Regions from separate parts of the Mus musculus genome. Here region 1 is linked to region 2. The links are chromatin contacts, found by Hi-C or POLR2A ChIA-PET in ENCODE. All regions are on one chromosome and are shown on one strand. Each heading gives the region's core, a stretch centred on a gene start or an enhancer-like site at or near the end of the contact. The rest is flanking DNA. Distances are from core to core; before and after follow the strand shown.

Region 1 (2,700 bases), core at 197-2,696, 40 kb before region 2:
AAAAATATGTAGCAGGACTGGGTGTGTTAGCATACGCCTTTAATTCCATCATTCAGAAGGCATTTAATTCCATCATTCTGTACATTTGAGGCCAGCCTGGTCTACAGATGCCCTTGACCACAAGCATTGGAGAGTGCCTATGAGGAAGTACTCAGTCAATATGGAAACTACTGTATTCTTTTTTTTTTAATATTCATTTTGTTGTTGTTGCTGTTACTATTTTATCTTTACTTAATGTTTTATTTTAAAAATTAATTATTATTTGTGTGTGTGTGTGGAGGAGGAGGAGGAGGAAGAGGAGGAAGAGATCAGAGAGGTGCCAGATCCCCTGAAGCGGTTGTGAGCTGCCTTATGTGAGTGTAAGGAATCCAGCCCGGGTATCCTGCAAGAACAGTATGTGCCCTTAACCACTGAGTCATCTCTCCAGCTTCCTACAATTTTTGAAATTTTATTTTTTTTATATAAGTGGTTTCCCTACATGTACCACATGTGGTACGTGTACCACATGCATGCCTGGCGCCTGAGATGGTCAGAATAAGACATCAGATTCCCTGAGACAGGTTTCATGCAGCTAAGGCTGACCTCAAAGTTGCTAAGTGGCCGAGGATGCTTTAAACCCTTTATCCTCCTCTCCCGTCTCCACTTTCCAAGTGCTGAGATTACAAGTGTAACCAAATTGAAAACGCTATCATCTAACCAAAACAGTGCTTCTGTAAACTTTTCTGTATTTTGGAGCATTATGGAAGTGGGGTGGAGTTCCTGTAAGTAAGACCATTGGGTCAAAGGACAGGAATGCAGCTGCCTGAGACACAGATAGATCCAGCTTAAAAGGACTGGCCCAGCTGCCCTGGCACTGTAGGCGGTCAGGGGAAAAGGCTCAAACATGAGGGTCAGGAGCAATGTTCCAAACATCCCTTCACTGATTGATACATAAAACAGAACGCTCTCACGAAAGAACACTAAGCAGAAAGAAAGCAACCAAAGGCTCAGGTTTACCTCCGCATGTGCTTCTGAACCGTCCATGCTCTTAAAGAACACATATCAACCTTAAGTCATTATCTGTGTCCCCGCATCCATCCTCTTATGAGCCATGAAAGCTCTGATATCAAGTCACAATCGGAGCTTCAGCTCATCAAATATAGAAATAGATCGCTCACCTAAGAGGACGTGTGGAGGAAGTGGGAATGGGGGCTCTGGTGTTTTATGCCCGTAATTCCAACATTTGAGAGCCTGAAGCAGGTGAATCGCTCCAAGTTTGAGAACAGCCTGGGTTACATAGAGTTAAGCAAACATGAACTGTAAAGTGTATAGTACCTCAAAGTCTAGAAGGAGATTTCATCTTGAAGCAGTGACACTGTAGGAAGCTAGGCGGCTCAGCTTTAGCACAAGAGGAGTGCACAGCCACACTCGGCACCTCCCACCCAGCCTCTGGAGGAGAGGGAGGAGGCCGGTCTGGAGGTGGAGCCTCCGTGAGGACCTGCGGACCTACAGCACAGCCTATGGGCCTATGGCGGAGCGACGCCTGTGGGCTGTGGCCTTCTGCGGGCGGCCATTGTCGTGCCTGATAAGCTTTTCTACGTGACTCACTTGCTTCACCTAGCCGGCAGAGCGAGACAACTGGGTAACTCCCTGATCCGGTCTGCTTCTCCCTACACCCAGACAACATCCTTGGCCCGCCCAATCTCTGCCACCAGCCTCGAGCGGATCGACCTGAGCCCCGGGCCTAGCACCGGAGGGATCCGGGTGGAGAAGAATCATTGCTACGCTCCAGTCCTGGAGTCTGTTAGCCAGACTGTGAGGCGCAACGGATTCCTAAGGCTCTCCTGGCCAGGCAGGACTTCTCCCAGCACTCACGAGGAACTGAGCCTGGACTGGTGTTTGGAGGAACAAGTCATAACACCGATCGCTCCCAGCACAGACTTGCCACTGCCCCCACCCCCAAACCTACTCTCTCCTGTTTCATTCCCCCCAGAACCCACAGTTCCCAAACAGTGCACCTGCGGGAGATCTCAACCCAGCTGGAGAAGTGGACATGAGGTTGGCAGGTGGGTGGCTTCCACAGCGAACTGAAGAGAGGCCAGGTGTCCTAGTGCCTGTGTTAGGAGAGGCCTGGGTGGTCACTGGTTTGTTTATTTATTAATGGATGACTGTGCACAAGCACTCATTTTATGAGCAAATTCACCTCTGAGGACTTCAGCTTCCCAAACTATAAGGATTGATTTTATATAGAGAGATAGATATAGATAGATGTTGATAATATATATAATCAATATATATAAGTTAAGGATATATATATATATATATATATATAAAATCTCCAGAGATTGAATGGATGGAGAGGAGTGGATAGTAGAGATAGAGAGATGTAGCCAGAAGAGAACTGACTTAGGTGCCTTTGAGGTTGGGTATGATCTAAGTGGTAGCTCTGCTGTCAGCTGGACTACAAACATGAATGTGCCTTGGAGGGACTGTTTGGGGTGAGAGTAGAATTTGAAAACTGGTAAAGTAGCAGCTTTGTGGATAAGTCCAAATTGGACATTAAGGAACTGGCTGGGAGGATATGAGTTCAAGACAGATCTGGGCTGGAGGTGTAAGGTGTCATTGCTGCATGGTGAAATCTCCCATACAGTATGAAGATGGGAGAAGGCAGCCTGGAAAAGAACACCTTTTGAGGAGAGAGTAATGGAACACAATCTAACC
Region 2 (2,813 bases), core at 274-2,773:
GACCAGCCTGGTCTACAGAGTGAGAAACCCTGTCTCAAACAAACAAACAAATCTGACAAAGTGAAAAAGGTGAGTTGGAGGATAGGTAGGATCAAAATACATAGTATACATGTATGAAATTGTCAAGGAATAAGTAAGACATATTTTTAAAAATGAAATTAGGAATGATTTTGTGGAGGATAAGCTGTAGACAGTTGTAAAAGAAAATCTCAGGGCTTTTGAAGGTGTTCAAGGAGAGGAGCTGGAGCTGCTTCAGTAATTAAAACTTGCTGCTCTTGCAAAGGACCTGGATTCAGTTCCCAGCACCCACATGACAGTTTATAACCACCCACAACTCCAGTTACAGGATTCACATAGATACCAGGACCTGCACACAGTAGGTGCACTTATATACAAACAGGGAAAACACTCAAACACATACAATAAAAATAAATACATTTAGCTGGGGTGAGGGTTGTGTTTTAATCCTGGCACTCAGAAGACAAAGGCAGGAAGATCTCTGAGTTTGAGGCCAGCCTGGTCTACAGAACAACTTCCAGGACAGCCAGACCTACATAGAGTCTCTCTCTCCTCTTTCTCCTCTCTGTCCTCTCTGTCCCCCCTCTCTCCTTCCTTTCCCGATCCCTCTACCACCACCCTCAACAGGGCCTCACTATATAGCTGTCCTAGAACTCACTATGAAGACCAGGTTGACTTCAACTTCACAGCCACCTGCTCTGCCTCCAAAGTGTCGGGATTAAAGGCATGTAACCCTGGCTAAGAGAACTTATCTGGAAAAATAAAGAAACCTCTTGCTTGCTGATACTCAAAATCTCATTTCACTTCATTTGTTTGTTGATGGGGTTTTCTGTTTTGTGACTGCTTTTGAGATGATATAAATATGTAAGTCTGGATAGCCTAGAAGTGGTTATGTAGATCAGGCTGACCTCCAACTTAAGCAAAGAACTATTCCCACCTCCTAAATCAGTGGTTCTCAACCTTCCTAATGCTGCAACCCTTTAATATGTTCCTCATGTTATGGTGACCCCAACCATAAAATTATTTTCATTGCTACCTCATAACTGTAATTTTGTTACTGTTATGAGTTGTAATGTAAATATCTGATATGCAGGATATCTGATATGTGACCCCAACTTGGGTCAACCCACAGATTGAGAACCATGGTCCTAAATGCTAAGATTTCTTCAGGCATCACCACACCAGGCCACTTGACAGTTTTTTGGTTTGATAGTGTTTTGGTTTTTGTTGTGGTTTTGTTTTTTAGAAAATATCACCTTAGGTCCCTTTTAGGAAACTGTAGGGACAACTTGGCATGGTGATGCACTTTGGAGGCAGAAGCTGACCAGATCAACCTATAAATCCCTGGAGAGTCCTCCTGCCCACCCCCACCCCCCCCCCCCACCGCTCCTCCCCGCCCCGCCTCCCTCCCCCCCCCCCGCCCCTCGCCCCTCCCCGGCCCCACCACCTTCCCCGTTCGCGCAGGCGCGTGTGGAATGGCAGCCTGTGCGAGGGGCGGAGCTTCCGGAGGATAAGGCGGGTTCTGGGCCGCAGCAATGGCAGAGGCGGCGGGCTGGTAACGCGAAGGTGGGTTGAAAGGAGGAACAGCAGCAGACATGCAGACAGCACACACAGGTTTAAGCCACACTGCAGATGGCGCCGATGGTCAGACTAGCCGCTGTTGTCCTGGTAATGCAGGCACAAAGGCAGTTATTCCCAGTGGAGCTCACCCTGTTGCAAGAGCACTGGAAGCCTCCCGAAATTCCAGCAAAAGCATGGTGCCTTTAACCCAAAGGCCTGGAACCCGACATCACAGATTGTATCCTACCGGACATGGACATATCTGCGGGATGCTTGAAACAGGGAAGCGGGTAGTCTGGAGGAGGGTAAAAAAAGAAAGAAAAGAAAAGAAAAAAAAGCAGGGAGGAGGGAAGCAGAGGGACCCGCTGATTGGGGTATGGCCTGGGCATGAAAAGTTCCTTGACAACAGAGGAGGGGCAGCAGGGTGGAGGGAAATGAGCAGGAATGGCCCAAGCAATGTGGAAGATATAGCCTGGGGAGCTTAGACCAGATGCGATGATTTTAGAGGGGTAAGGAGGCAAAGTTGATTCAAGATGGTGCCTTTCCTGAGTCTCTACCAGCTCCCTCTTCGTGCCTTTCCCGACCTCTTTGGAGGCAGAAATCGCCTGTGGGTCCCTAGTTCCAGATGTCGAACCACATCGAGGACTGGTAGGGAAGGAGCTTAAAGTGAGCGGCTGCATGCTGGAGGTGTAAGTGTTGAAAGAGTCTAGGATGCTGGGTAGGTGTCTGGGCCATCCTCCACCCTAGGCTGCACTTCCTCAGAGACATCATCACACTAGAGTGATTTTTAAGGAAAGGCATGATGCACTGGACCAGTCTAGTCTCTACCTGCAGTACAGTGGATGCCTGACAGATGAAGAAAGGGTAGGAGCCAAGAGAAAGGCAGATGGTCTGATTACTGTGAGTTCCAGGCCAGCCAGATCCACATAGCAATCCCTAAGCCAACCATGGCTACATAGTGAGAGATTTTCTATCTATTTCCAAAAAAAAAAAAATAAATAAAAGGAAAGAAATAAGGGTAGAAACTACCAGTTTGAATTTGATGTTCTTTTCCTCACTCTTAGACGCTGGATCGCGGAAGATTCTCGCCTCCTCCGACTTTCCATCATCAACTTTCTTGACCAGCTTTCCCTAGTGGTGAACACCATACAGCTCTTTGGGCCCCCAGTTTCCTGTTAAGCCTGGCTGGGGACCCATGTCTGACCTTATCTCCGTCTCCTCCTAAGCAATACAAT

Evidence for each region. Hi-C counts contacts between places; a loop is a spot of excess contacts on that map. ChIA-PET counts read pairs that join two places held with the same protein, here RNA polymerase II (POLR2A).
Region 1: a loop to region 2 is called in a map of left cerebral cortex, with 8 times the contacts of the local background. The contact joins the promoter of Fam3a here to the promoter of Lage3 in region 2. A Hi-C loop is called at or near these places in 4 of 37 maps with a recorded cell type or tissue (heart, left cerebral cortex and regulatory T cell). POLR2A ChIA-PET finds 5 or more read pairs at or near these places in 4 of 5 experiments (Patski and embryonic stem cell).

Annotation. Positions count from the first base shown.
Region 1 is chrX:74,392,020-74,394,719 of GRCm38, reverse strand. It overlaps Fam3a (family with sequence similarity 3, member A), which reads left to right and starts at 1,446. Exons shown (of 9, transcript NM_025473.4): 1 at 1,446-2,045. The coding sequence starts at 2,033. It also overlaps a transcript of Ikbkg not described here.
Region 2 is chrX:74,352,328-74,355,140 of GRCm38, reverse strand. It overlaps Lage3 (L antigen family, member 3), which reads left to right and starts at 1,523. Exons shown (of 3, transcript NM_025410.2): 1 at 1,523-1,816; 2 at 2,139-2,267; 3 at 2,643-2,813. The coding sequence starts at 1,614. The coding sequence ends at 2,757.